Regions from separate parts of the Homo sapiens genome. Here region 1 is linked to region 2. A link is a loop called in an ENCODE intact Hi-C map of the cell type or tissue named here. Cell type or tissue: body of pancreas. All regions are shown on one strand. Links, peaks and the distances in the headings refer to the core of each region. The heading gives the core; the rest is flanking DNA. Region 1 overlaps ADAP1 (ArfGAP with dual PH domains 1). Region 2 overlaps COX19 (cytochrome c oxidase assembly factor COX19).

Region 1 (5,825 bases), core at 3,194-5,693, 66 kb before region 2:
TGGGATTGGGAGACCTCTACTCCGCCCTAGAGTCCCAGCTCCTCATTGGAGAAGTGGGATTCAGCATGTTCTGTGTGAGGGCTGAGGGGCCCAGCATTGGGGGGGTGGGCTGGCAGGCACAGGGGACCCCCGACCCGGGATGCATCCCCCACACTGTCCTTCATGCTGAGCTTGGCTTGGCTTTCAGGCTGTGGACTCTGCCCAGGAACTGCCTGGCGGGCCTCAGATGGAGGGGGCACCTGGGGAAGGGGGGCACCTGGGGAAGGGGTGCTGGGGGGCACCTCGGGTAGGGACCGTCTCCCGTGTACAAGGAGCATGGCGCTGTGACTAGCTCAGACACCGTGTCCTCCCTCCAAACCTCAGGGAGCGAGGGCCCTGTCAGGTCCCTGGGAGCAGACGAAGATTCTCCTGAAGCCAGGGAGGCAGGGCCACGTGTTCCCAGCCCAACTTCCTCCCCACTCCATCCTCGGACACACAGCTGGAACCATGCCAGAGCCACATTTTATTCCAGGATGCGACACGGGGCGGCGGATGCCTGGCCTCGGAAACCCCCTCCCTGCCTATGAGGGCTTGTCCAGGGCTCCCCTGGAACACAGCTCAGCCAGGCAAGGCTGGGAGAGGGCTGGGCCCCCCAGGTGACCTGCAGACGCCTCCCCCACCTACATGCCCCACGCAAGGGGAGCCCTGGAGCCCGGCCTGCCTTGACAGGAAGGAGATAGGTGAAAAATAAATACACGGCTGGGCCGCCTGCAGCAAGCGCGACAGTGCCCGGGACCCCCAGGGCCACTCCTGCCTCTGGTGGCCTCACCGCGGCCCAGGCCCTCGTCCCCAAGGGTTCAGACACCACTGTCGGCGAGCACCGTGCTGGGCGCAGAGGCCACGTGTGGTGGGACGGCAGCCTGCTGGCCCCTCCAGGTGAGGACCAGGAGCACAGGCTGTGGCAACTCCAGCCCGGGCAGGGGCCGGGACCTGTGTGGATAATCCACCCAAACACCCCACGGCCCTCATAGCCCCGTGACACACAACAGGCGCTCAATAAATAGTCGTGGAGGTGGGGGGAGGGCGGGGCGGCATGCGAGCAGGGCCCAGTCCCCAGCGGCCGGCAGCTGCCCACCGTGCTGGCCCCAAGCAGGGCTCTGCGCTGAGGCCTGGAAGTTCCCACAGCCGTGGTGGGCGGCTCCTGGGGGCTGTGTCTGAGCTCGGGAGCCAGACTGGGCCCTGGAGGAAAGGGGGCCCCGGGTCAGGGAGGGGCAGGTTGGCTGGGTGTGGTCAGCAGCAGCATGACGGGGTTAGAGATCAGGCCCAGGGCCTGGGCTGCCTGCCTTGAGGTTCCAGAGAAGCATCCTGGAAGCTGAAGCTCGGGCCCTACCTGGCCGCGCCGGGCTGCCCTGAGGAGCAGGTGGGGCCAGGTGGCCTCAGGACGCCAGAGCCCCCCCATCCACGGGTCCCCTCCGTCCAGCCACAGTGAGTCCAATGTCCGTGGTCCTCCAGCCGCACTCGCTAAGGTTTATGCTTGAAGTGCGCCTCCACTGCAACGGAACAGGGTCCAGCGTTGTCACAGCGGCGGGGAGCTGGGAGCCCTTCCAGGCCGCCGGCCGCCCGCCCCCCTCACCTGCGTACTCCTGGGGCAGCATGGGCCTGTCCACCGCCTTCTGGAAGGCCGCCACCCACTCCCTCTGGTCGGACTCCGTCTCGCAGGCAAACAGAAACTTGCGGTCGGGCGTGACGATGGTGATGCCATGTGGCCAGTGGTGGCCCTGGGTGGACGGCGGGAACCCATGCAGCACCGTGTAGCCACTCTCCTTGCTGCCAATGAAGACTTCCCCTCGGGCGAAGGCGTCCTGTGGGTGGGGACCGCACTGGAGGCGGGGCCATGTCCCTTCCAGCCCCGCTTCACTCAGGCCAGGACTCGGGAGGCCACCCGCCCTCCTGGTCACGCATCTGGCAACCCCAGCCAGTGAGCTGCCCTCCCGTGCTGGGGCCACAGCTCCTCCTTACCAGGGGGTCTTTGAAGTACATGAGCCTGCGGTCATCCATGGTGAACCAGCGCTTCCGGAAGCCTTCCGTTTGCTGTGGGTCAGAGAGGGCCCGTGACCGGCAGGTCGCCGAGGCAGGCCCTACATCCAGCTGACCACAGCACACCCCGGAGGGCAGGGCCCAGACTGGCCCGGGTCAGTCACCTCCATTCACTCACGCCTGCCGCTGGCCACGCCCCACGAGGCCTCCGCACACGCCTGTCCTCCAGCCTCCACACGGCACCTCCCTCCTGCTCCTCCAGGTCCCCCAGCCCTCCCTGGGCCCCAGATGGGGGCCCAGGCCTCACTTACGAGCCCTCACACCTGCACTTCTCCTCCGGGACCACCAAGACTCCCAGGATTTGTGTCTCCCTCCCACATTATGCCTCAGGGAATGGCAAGATGTGGGCCCCTGGCCGCGCAGGTGCACGGTCCCGTGGGTGAGGAAGCTGGTCAGACGTGAGCGGGCAGGGAGGGTCTAACCAAAGCCTAGGACAGTGGCCCGAGTCCTCGGGGACCCCGGCCAGGCACAGACAAGGGGCTGTGAGGACCCACCAGACACCAGTTTAAAACACAGGCGGCAGCTGGCAAGGCTGCTGCACTTCAGTCCGAGACCCACCATGGCGTACCCCAGGCCACCCCAGGCCGCACGTGCGGCACACCCACCTTGGGCCCCGTCTTCTCCATGTAGCCTTCCTTCAGGTAGTTCCTGGAGAGCTTTGGCACCAGCTAGGGCAGGACACACCAGGCAGGGGACCTCAGAAGTGCAGCTCAGGCCGAGCCCCTCCCTGGCTGTGCCCCTCTGTGCTCCCCTCACCCCGGGCCACCAGGTCAGGGCCCAGGCCTGGCTTAGCCTCCGCAGGATCCACATTTCTGCCTCTGCTTGCCACCCCTTCCCTCCCCGCTTTCCCCTTTGGCTGAGCTGAAGTTCTAGAGTGAGGCAGGAGGGCTGCAGGCACGTCAGGGTGAGCCCTTGGCCAGTCCCAGGCCCACCCTAGGGCTCAACATCATCCCAGACTCAGGGCACGAGGGCTCCGTCCACCCCCCACCCCACCACCCCTGTCTGCCCTGGAGCTGACCGCAGGGCCGCCACTCACATCTGCGTCGCCGGCCCCTGGGAATGCCACCTGCAGGTAGTGGAAGCGAGCAGCTCGGAGTGCATTGAACCAGTCCACAATCTCCTAGGGGCAAAGGTGGGCACAGGCTTGGGCTGAGGAGGCTGCAGCGCTGGGGTCCCCACAGAGGGGCTGGGGTCCCCACAGAGGGGCCGCTTCCCCCAGAGCCCAGCCCCTTCCTCCTCCCCGGCACCTCAGCTCCCAGCAGTCCTGCCGCAGGCCTGGCCCCTGTGCCCACGCTGAGGCCGGGGCTGCTACACAGGGGCTGCCCCTCTGCGGGAGGGCAGGTGCAGCCTCCCCCGGCGAAGTCCTGAGAAGGGCCGAAGGGCCGAAGGGCCGGGCCGGGCCGGGCTGGACAGGGTCGGGGGCTGCCATCCAAGCTCACTCTGTGGCCCTGGTGCTGCTGGGGCCTGGGCCAACTTGCCTTCCTTTCAGATGGTGCTATTTTTATGAAGATCCTTATTTTGTAGCTCAAGCAAGTCTTGGGGTGGTGGGAGAAGGGAGGCTCATCTGTTTATAAACGCCCTTGGAGCTGTGGCCCCTACCGAGAGTGGGCAGAGAGCAAAACTGCTCTCCAGGGAGCCGCCCTGGTCCTCTGGAGAGCGTGGGGTGGGCCAGCACCCTGGAACAGAGGGCCCATAGCCCAGGCCTGGCACCCAGCCCCACGTCGGGTGCCCTCTGGGTCTAGACTTCAGCCTGGCTGTCCCCTGCCCCTAGACCCAGCGCCCCTCCTGGGGTCTGCCCAGACCCTTGGCCCCATGACATTATAACCTGCGCCCTGGGCCTCCTGTTCAGCCTACAGCCTGGAGCTGGTGACCTCTGGAAAGGTGCCCATCTTTACTCTTGGCTGCACCCTCTCCTGCCCAGGAAGAGCCAGGGAGCCCCATCCCTCCTCAGGCTTCTCCCCAGCCCCTTTGGCCTTGACTTTTGTCCCACAGGCAAAGCCCCCAGCACTGGACCAATCCAGTCACGGCTTCTCCAGCTGGCACCCGGCCCAGCACCAGCTGGAGGATGGTGTAGCCCCAGGCTCCTCCCATAGCAGTGGGATTGCCCTGTCCTCTTCCAGTGGCCCCACCCAGCAAAGCCCCACCCACCCCGACTGCCCCTCATCGGCCTCCAGCCCTGCTTTCTCCTGTGGCCCTTCCTCCTAGGCCACGCCCACAAGCCACACCCACGCCACCCAACCAGCCCGAGGCCCCGCCTCCCCTCCTTCCCCCGCCCACCCTTTCCTCCGGCCCGCCCCGTCCCATTTGGCCCCGCCCTCCCTCCTCCTAGAGGAAGCTGAACCCGTCCACACCACACTGCCCCAAAGGCCTTGGGAATTCACAGCTCCAGGTCCCCCGGAAATGCAGGGGGCTCTAAGCAGAACTGGTTGGAAAATCGCCCCTTTTCCCCCAGCAGGAGATGGAGCCGACTCTGGGGCTCCGGGCAGACGGGGCATGCCTGGTGCACTCCACGCTGGAGCTCTGTGACCCTGCAGGCTGCAGCGGAAACTCCCTCAGCTCCCACAGCTGGGGGCCAAGCGTCTGCCCTGGGCGGGGGGAATTATCTTTGGAGGATCAGGAGTTGGACACCAGCCTGACCAACATGGTGAAACCCGGTCTCTACTAAAAATACAAAAATTGCGGCTGGGCGCAGTGGCTCACACCTGTAATCCCAGCACTTTGGGAGGCTGAGGCAGGTGGATCACCTGAGGTCGGGAGCTCGAGACCAGCCTGACCAACATGAAGAAACCCCGTCTCTACTAAAAATACAAAATTAGCTGGGTGTGGTGGCGCATGCCTGTAATCCCAGCTACTCGGGAGGCTGAGGCAGGAGAATGACTTGAACCAGGGAGGCAAAGGTTGCAGTGAGCCGAGATTGCACCACTGCACTCCAGCCTGGGTGACAAGGGCGAAACTCTGCCTCAAAAAAAAAAAAAGAAAGAAAAGAAAGAAAGAAAAATAAATACTCCAAGAACCAAAGGCTCTCTGAAAAACTAAATGCATGACAGCAGAAACAAAACCCTCAACACAGTGTTGGAGACAAAGTTGAAGAAATTTCCCAGAAAGTAGAAGAAAAATGAACCAGTTTAAGAGCACCAATAACAGGAGTTTCAGAAAATGAGAACAGGGAAAGTGGAGGGAGGAAATCATTAGATAAGAAAGCAATCCCTGACCTCATGGAAACCAGTAACTGGACTGGAAGGGCCACCCTGGGCCTGTACCCAGCACATGAAAAGACGAGGGACCCTTGCCAACACACGCACAGCATTGGAGAATTTCAAAACCGCGGGACAAACGTACTAGGATGGAGGAATCCGTGGTGCAAAGCCTTCAGAATTAGCAGGAAAATTAATTCCAACCTAGAATTCTATATCTAGCCACAGTCTAAGCCAGGCAGGAGGTAGAACAGTCCAAGGTGCCAGGTGACCCCTTTCCCTCCAGGCACATCACTTCTACCAAGAGGAATAAGTAAACGAGAAAGACGTAGGACCCGGGCAGCAGGGCTCCACCCAGGAACCAGATGAGGCTGCAGGAGCGAGATCTCCAGGCCGTGGGAGTCGCAGGCTCCTGGTGCCCGACTGCCTCCAGAGACAACAGTCTGCGGAGAGTCTGCGGCAACACATGGTCAACTGCGGCAAGGAACACAGCCGCTTACTGTGGGAAGAGCGATCACAGCGTGCTCTGAGGCCAGGGGCTGCACCCGACTCGGC
Region 2 (8,432 bases), core at 3,335-5,834:
ACTGAACCCCACACTTCATAGGCACCTGCCCTGTGCTGCCCTGATCTGGGCCACATCTGGGTCTCCAAATCCCCTGAAAACTGAGCTGGCAGGAGTGGTGGGGGGTGAGTGGGGGGCTGAGGGTGGTGGCAGGCAGGTGTCAGCGGGGGCAGGTGGTAGGAGGGGGCTGCCCAGTCAGGAAGGCCTGGGGCTTCAGGACACACGACCCTGGCCCTAGCCTGTGGCTCCTGGAGCACGGGCCTAACTGCACAAGCCACCGTCCCCGCCGCAGCCGACAGCTACGCACCTGGCTCTGCCTCTGCAGGTGGCCCTCAAGGGTGCTGTGGTGCTGCCGCCGTCCAGCAGGGGCCACCCCCACCACAGCGCTTCTGCTTCCTCCAAAGTCACGCAGCCCCTGCAGGCTAAGAGGGGTGGGCTCCCATCCCCCGCCCCAAAGCACCACGCTCTGCCCGGCCCTGTCTGGCAGGCGGCCCCGCAGACCAACCCCACTGCCCTCAGGGATGACCCCCACCCCCTGGCTCTTCAGAGTGGATGAGTAAGCCCCCAGCCTCCCCTCTGAGTGGGGACACCTGTCGAGGTGCACAGCCGTCCAGAGCCACGAGGGGACCAGACGGACCTGCTGCCGCCCCGGGCCAAGACTGAGCCACCCACACGCCTCACAACCAGGTGTGGGGACAGAAAAATGTCCCTGAAGATGTCTGCATCCTGGCCCCTGGGACCTGTGAACATGGTGCTTACATGGCAGATCGGGTTGTTTGGGACCAAGATGGGGATGGTCCAGGATTAGCAGGACCCGGTGCAGTTCCAAGGGTCCTGAGAGGGAGGCAGGAGGTCAGAGCCGGAGAGACAGGAGCACAGGGGCAGGGGTCGGAGGGATCGGAAGGGGCTGCACTGCTGGCTGGAGGTTGGACCAAGTCCCAGCCCTGACTGAGGTGCCTCGACTCCAGAGAAGGCAGGAAACGGTTCCCCCCAGAGCCCGCTGAGGCGGGAAACGGTTCCCCCCAGAGCCTGCCGAGGCGGGAAACGGTTCCCCCCCAGAGCCTGCCGAGGCGGGAAACGGTTCCCCCCAAGAGCCTGCCGAGGCGGGAAACGGTTCCCCCCCAGAGCCTGCCGAGGCGGGAAACGGTTCCCCCCAGAGCCTGCCGAGAGGACACAGCCCTGTTGGGCTGTTTGTAATTTGAGACAGGGTCTTGCTCTGTCTCCCAGGCTTAAGTGCAGTGGTGCCATCATTGTGCACTGCAGCCTCTATTTCCCAGGCTCAGGCGATCCTCCTGCCTCAGCCTCCTGAGTAGCTGGGACTACAGGTGCATGCCACCACACCAGGGTAAGTTAAAAACAATTTTTTTTTTTTTTTTGTAGAGACAGGGTTTCACTACGTTGCCAGGGCTGGTCTCAAACTCCTGGCCTCAGGCGATCCTCCCACCTTGGCCTCCCAAACTGCCGGGATGACAGGTGTGGGCCATCGTGTCTGGCCTGGGCCCCTTTTGGACTCTGCTCTGGAATAGTAATGCTTGCGGTGCTCTAAGCCGCTGGGCTTGCAGTAATCTGTTACTGTGGCCAGAGGAACCGATACAGGAAGCTTCAGGAAGTCAGTTTGCCTTGCTCCTGAGGCCTGGGTGGAACAGGTCCAGTGCTGAGCTCCGGCTACACGGCCTGTGCAAACGAGGCCCCACGCATCAGCCCTGGGGCTGCAGACCCGACCCTGGGGGGCTCTGGGCCTCCAGGTCAGACCTCCCCTCCTGGGAAGCCACACCGGGCCAGGCCTGCGACCACGCTACCTCCGGTTTACCTCATGCCCAAGGGGAACGCTTGGAAAACGCTCTGGAAATTGTCTTTGGGAGCCTTTTAATAATGTGGCCAGCTTATCATGACAAGCGTCTATGAGAAATAAAATGCATTCTGCACATGACAGATGATGAACTACCCGAAATATCTCGTGAGAAGCTCTGGCAGGAACAGCAGGGTGTCTGGATTCTTAAGCACAACACATTCAGCAGCCAGACCCAGAAACTCAAAGGCAGCGTTGGGAAGCCACTGCACGTTTGTAAGGAGTCAGGTTGTCCACACAATGGCGCTATTTTGGGATTCCGGCTTCTCTGCCTGTGACCTGCTGAAACCATTCATGCCGGCATCATGCCTATTGGAAACTCTTTGAAGTTATTTTGAAACGAGAATCGACTCAATCTATTCCACTATAGTTTCATACAAAGCATATTTTTTTTTCCTCATTTCAAAATAATTTCAGACTTCCAAAAAGTTCCAAAAATAGGACAGTGTGTATACCCAGTTCCCCAAATAACATCTTACATAACACTGGGCCAGCGCTGCCAGTCACTTCGCAGAAGGCTCCTCGGTTTGGGTCTGTGTCTGTTGTCTCCTTGGGATTACATTCAGGCCATGCAGTTGGGCAAGAGAACCAGAGGTGATACCGTGCCCTCAGGGACGCCCCCAGGTCGGTGCGGCCTGTGCGGCTCGCTCCCGGCGGTGGCTGCTGGGTTAAGGGGGCCTCTGCCGTTCTGCTGTGACATGACTGTCTCCTCGGAGGTCACTATGCATCTCAAGGGGAGGTTTCTCAAGACAGCAGACACCTGCTTCACACCACACGTCACCACTCACTTCATGGCAACTGAGGGTTTTTTTTTGAGACGGTTCTGTCGCCCAGGCTGGAGTGTGGTGGCACAATCCCTGCTCACTGCAACCTCTGCCTCCTGGTTTAGGCAATTCTCCCACCTCGGCCTCCCGAATAGCTGGATTACAGACACACGCCACCAGCCCCAGCTAATTTTTGTATTTTTAGTAGAGACAGGGTTTCTCCATGTTGGCCAGGCTGGCCTTGAACTCCTGGCCTCAAGTGATCTGCCTGCCTCGGCCTCCCAAAGTGTTGGGATTATAGGCGTGAGCCACTGGCGCCCGGCCCGCTGAGGGTTGTAATCTGCACCTGTCACCAGTGTGGTTTCTGCAACAGCAGTTTCCTGTTCCCAAAATTTCTTCTATATTAGAATTAATAAGACAGACCTGGCCCTCCCCCCACTGACATGTTTACGCAATTACTTATGTTGTATAGACTACTGGATATCAATTTATTCTGAGGGCTACAGCCCATTACAATAATTAATTTTCTTTCTTTTTTTTTTTTTTTTTTCCTTTGGTGAGACAGGGTCCGGCTCTGTTGCTCAGGCTGGAGAGCAGTGGTACAATCACAGCTCACTGCAGACTTAACCTCTGGCTCAAGTGATCCTCCTGCCTCAGCTTCCTGAGTATCTGGGACTACAGGCGGGTGACACCACGCACGGCTGACTTTTCTTGTTTTGTAGAGACAGGGTTTCACCCATGTTGCCCAGGCTGGTCTTGAACTCCTAGCCTCAAGTGATCCTCCCACCTTGGCCTCCTAAAGTGCTGGGATTGCAGGCGTGAGCCGCTGCGCCCAGCCTGTTTATTTTCACGCTCACACTGCCCCAGGCTGGCCACCGTATGCTCCTTCCCATCCCCCCGTGTTATTTCAACAAGTCTCCTCATCCCAGCAATTCTTCACTCTCTAGCTCATCTGATACCTTCTCTGGCCTGGCCCTGGTTCCTTTTGGTTACAGAATGGTATCAGGGCCAAGACCCTGAGTGCACGGGTCACTGCGTCCAGGCCCTCAAGAGCTGGGAAGCATTTGTGCACAGCCCCTCACAACAGTCCCCCTTACACACGGTTTCAGTTACCCATGGTCAGCCACAGTCCAAAAATACTAAGTGGAAAATTCCAGAAATAAACCATTCATGAGTTTTTGATTCTGTGCTGTTCTGAGCAGCCGTCCTGCTGGGACATCAACCCTCCCTCCGTCCAGCGTTTCGGGCCATCCACGCCACCCTGCCTGCCAGGCACTCAGCAGCCATCTCGGTGATCAGACCAGCCATCGCGGTGATGTGGTGCTTGGGTCCAAGAAGCTTTTATTTTACTTAAGAATGGCCCCAGAACAGGACAGTGGTGATGCTGGCGACTCAGACACACCAGAGAAGCTGCCAAGCGCTTCCTTTAAGGGAAAAGGTGGAAACTCCTGACCTATAAGAAAAACAGCCAGATGCCGAGGTTGCTAAGATCTCCGGTAAGAACACAGTGCCCATCTGTGACATTTTGAAGAGGGAAGCACGAAGTTCTGTCAGTTTTGCTGTCACATCTCAGACTTGATCACAGGTACGTACAGGAAAAAACAGCGCCTGGACAGGATTCGGGACTATCCGCGGCTTCGGCACCTGCTGGGGTCTCGGAGCACACCCTGGCCAGGTGAGGGCGATCACTCCGTTTCTCTATCCAGTTACCTTTGTACGTTAGAAAAGCAGGAGCTCAATACACCTGGCTCTCATCATCCACGATGTATTTCTAGTTTTTTCCATCTCAGAATACAGCTTCAGAATCGTCCACGCAAAAAACAAATTTACTACTTAGAGTACAGTATCTTTCCTGTCTTTCCCACCTTTGGTCGACGGTCTTCCCCACACTCCTGATGGGTCAGAGTGCGGTGCGAGCGGAGAGGCAGGCCCGACCCGGGCCTGGGCACTCCCGACGGCGGGTCAGAGTGCGATGGGAAGAGGCCCCGGCCTGGGCCCGGGAGCTCCGTCGGCATGGTCTGTTGTGTTCCCCTCACATCCTGGTTCATTTACTTTTTGAGCATGTGAAACCCTCTGCCATGACAGCCAGAACTCCACCCCCAGGGGTGCTCGGAGGGGCTCGCGGCCGGCTATGCCCATCAGTTCCAGCTCCTCCTTCTGGATTTCTCGTTTGTAGTTTCCTGTGTCCCTGCCTGTCTCCACTTCACAGTAAGCTCACGCCATATAGCCGCACTGCGTTGGCGAGCTCATGGCACGTGGCCACACCGCGTCAGCGCCGACTCCACGGTGGCTGCGTCACGGCTCACGTGCACTGTGAGGACACTGGGGTTGCTATAGACAGTGCTGGGGCAACCCTGTGCCTACACAAAATATTCTAATAAGAAACAAGACTTTCCATCAACTAGCGGTGATATGTTAATACGTCTGCAGCACTCAGAGGCCTGACAGAGAGCAGACACGGGACAGTGACAGCTGCAGCCGAATCAGGTGGTAGAACCCATGGGTGCAGGGACACAGGGTTGGGCGGGCCCAGCCGCAATAGGTACTCAGTTCTGTGAGGAGGGGAGGGACATGTTTAACCACGAAAGGGCCACCACTGCAGGACAGAAACAGAGGGCCTTTGCTGCAGAGAACTGGAGATGGGCTGAGAAGCCTCAGCCACCCACAGGCAGAGGGACGAGGGCAGCCTGTTTCCCAGAGCCTGAGGTCGGCCAGATTGGTGGCCCCACCTGCCAGGGCTTGGAGACAGCCACTGCCAGGGTCGCCAGAGAGGACGTGACCTGGACCTCCCCACCCCGTCTCCTGCCACCATCCTCCACTGACCAGACAGGAGCCAGCCCCTTTCCGACAGTGCCTGGGAAGGAGACAGGTCTGGCTGAGGCCCCAGATGTGCAGGCACCTGCGTTCCATCCACAGGTTTGGGCCCCGGCTGGCCTGACGCACTGGGTGGACATGGGCCGGGTTTCCGTGACCCACAGGCAACTTTGGCACAGACGGGCTGAGAACTCCGCTCAGGGCCCCTGCCAGGCTGTGCTGCGAACACGTGCCGGGGTCTCGGGCGGAGCTGGCTGGCACAGAAGACAGCTGGTGCGAGCCTAACTGCAAATGGACTCAGGTTCTTTTTCTGTTAAAATACAGGAGTTACTGAAATTAAATACCCAACTTTATAAATACGGTCTGATACAAACCAGAAAATGACCCTTTGATTATGAAGCTACTTGGTGTTCAGGCAAAACCAGAAAGAATCAAGAAGTCAATCCATCCAAAGCCAGAAGGTTCTCACTTCCTACTTTGTGTTCCACTTTTTTTTTTTTTCAAAGGAAATGAACTGGCATATACGAATACAAACACGAAAACATCCTGCTAGGGAATGGTAATTTTCTGATGATATCTGTGTTCAGAAGGGACTGAAATTTATACATTTACCTCTTTGAACTCAGAAAGTATCAGAGGACTGCAACATAAAACCGCCCCATACAAGAGGGCCCCGGCCTCGAAGACAAGGGTCTTGCCCCACGCTCGCCTCCCTCCCAGCTTTGCCGGGAACGCCGTCCCACTCAGGGGTTCAATGCAGAAACACCCTCCTAAGGGAAAACGGGACGCCACTCCCTACCCAGGAGACGCCCCCACAGGGCTGGAGCTTCTATTCGAAGCCCATTTCTAAGGACACCACACGCAGGCCTCAGCCAACCTAAGAGGCAGGATGATGCCCTCCGTCCTGAGAGACCACTGAACACGGCCCAGGGGTCTTCTCATCAAAATTCATTTTTTTGCCTCTGATTTTCCACTAGTCAAGTCTCCAAATCCCAGTTTCTCCAATGGTTCTTGTAGCATCAATTTTCTAAAAGAAAAAGAGAAAGCTGTCAGGGCGGGAGGTGCAGAGAGGACAAGAGGGGCCCTTGCAGGCCCCGGCTTCCCAGCGCACACCGGGGGTCCTGCCACCTCCATCTATGTCCTGGGAGAGTGGCCCCTCGGCCTCGGCCCCCGTGGCTGGTGCCTTCCCCACTGGGCAGAGTCAACAGGACAATGAGGACATGACCACCTAGAGACGTCCCAGGGCCTAAGGCCTGGGGCCTCTTGGGATGTCCAAGAGGGGCAGCTGCACCCGCTGCCCCCAGCACACAACACTTCCCCACGTCCTGCTAAAAGATGTATCTGGACAACAGCTTCACGCTGACCTCTCAGACTTGCTTTGATTGGCAGGATAATGACCCCTAAAGGTGTTCACGCCCTAATCCCTGGAACCTGTGCCTGCCACTGTCCACGGCACCCTGGCAGAGGAGACCTCAGGCTGCCATCCACCCAGATGGAACTGAGACTCAGGTCGACAGTTATCTGATATTTTTTTTTTTTTTTTTTTTTTTAAGAGACAGGGTCTCATTTTGTCTCCCATGCTGGGATGCAGTGGTGTGATCAGCGGTTCAAGTTCACTGCAGCCTTGAACTCCTGGGCTCAAGTGATCCTCCCGCCTCAGCCTCCTGGGTAGCTGAGACTGCAGGTGTATGCCACCATGCGTGGCTAATTTCTTTTTTTCTCCCAGAAACAGTCTCGCTCTATTGCCCAGGCTGGAGTGCAGTGGTGCAATCTCGGCTCACTGCAGCCTCCGCCTCCCAGGTCCAGGTGATTCTTGTGCCTCAGCCTCCTGAGTAGCTGGGAGTACAGGTGCACATCACCACGCCCGGCTAATTCTTGTAGTTTTAGTAGAGACGGTGTCTAACCATATGGGTCAGGCTGGTCTCGAACTCCTGACCTCATGTGATTACCCACCTTGGTCTCCAAAAGTGCTGGGATTACATGCATGAGCCACACTGCCCGGCCAGCTAATTTTTTTTTTTTTTTTTTTTTGAGACGGAGTCCTACTCTGTTGCCCAGGCTGGAGTGCAGCGGCATGATCTCGGCTCACTACAACCTCCACCTCCCGGGTTCAGGCAATTCTCCCTGCCTCAGCCTCCCAAGTAGCTGGGATTACAGGCGCCTGCCACCATGCCTGGCTAATTTTTATATTTTTAGTAGAGATGGGGTCTCACCATGCTCGTCTTGAACTCCTGACCTCAAGTGATCTGCCCACCTCAGCCTCCCAAAGTGTTGGAATTACGGGCGTGAGCCACTGCACCCAGCCAGCTAATTTTTAAAGAAATTTTTTGTAGATATAGGGTTTCACTATGTTGCCCAGGCTGGTCTTGAACTCCTGAGCTCAAGTGATTCTCCTGCTTGGCCTCCCAAAGTGCTGGGGCTACAGATGTGAGCCACCACTTCTTGCCAAAATAATTCCCAGCTGTTTATCGCAGTGCAGCCATCTTAGAGGCGTGAAATTCACGACTCAGCATGACTCTTTATGGGCCCCACACTCTTCAGGACAATAGTTACTATCATGTGAACTCACACATGGTGACATGCCCCCCGATCCTGCTGCGTGCTTTACAGGGATGGCCTCCTTTACCCTCCCCACAACCCAGCCAGGAGGCCCAGCCATCATCCCATGAGGCCCCCACACACTCTGTGCTGCTGGCAGCGGGTGAGGCTGCTCCACCAGCGTGTCTGTGTGACACCCGGTGCCTAAAACTAATCCCCAGGACAGGACGCGAACTTCTAAATCACTGCAGAGGCTTGAGATCTCAGACCACGGTGGTCATCTGAAACACACCTATATTTTCACATCAGGCAAACATGGTCCAAGTCCTCAAGAGACAACTTTAAAAACTCCATTGTGGTCCATTTTCTAAAACAGACACACACGGAGGTTGGAGTAAAGTAATGTCTAGGATTTTAGCACAGAAGGAAAAAGGAAGAAAAGAAATGGCTAAAAACAGGGTGGGTGCCGGTTATGGGAGGTAGACTCC

The links. Hi-C counts contacts between places; a loop is a spot of excess contacts. Peaks named below come from ENCODE experiments on the same cell type or tissue, not always from the same donor. Only the 100,000 strongest peaks of a DNase experiment are listed, where the experiment ranks them.
Region 1: it touches region 2 in a loop (2.4-fold over the local background); 50 of 110 quality-filtered maps call a loop at or near these places.

The regions. Positions count from the first base shown.
Region 1 is chr7:897,421-903,245 of GRCh38, forward strand. It overlaps ADAP1 (ArfGAP with dual PH domains 1), which reads right to left. Exons shown (of 11, transcript NM_006869.4): 7 at 3,113-3,196; 8 at 2,682-2,744; 9 at 1,999-2,070; 10 at 1,613-1,841; 11 at 480-1,529. The coding sequence ends at 1,501. Among named protein-coding and RNA genes, the nearest start is that of GET4, 24 kb to the left of the region's middle. RefSeq lists enhancers at 1,354-1,941, 1,942-2,528, 4,587-4,646 and a silencer at 4,157-4,226. In body of pancreas, for the core only: no CTCF peak of the experiment used is centred there; a DNase peak (open chromatin) is centred at 4,291; H3K27ac peaks cover 483 bases.
Region 2 is chr7:963,024-971,455 of GRCh38, forward strand. It overlaps COX19 (cytochrome c oxidase assembly factor COX19), which reads right to left. Exons shown (of 3, transcript NM_001031617.3): 3 at 1,829-6,433. The coding sequence ends at 6,355. Among named protein-coding and RNA genes, the nearest start is that of COX19, 8.3 kb to the right of the region's middle. RefSeq lists enhancers at 1-444, 1,467-1,576, 4,047-4,547, 4,548-5,048. In body of pancreas, for the core only: no CTCF peak of the experiment used is centred there; no DNase peak of the experiment used is centred there.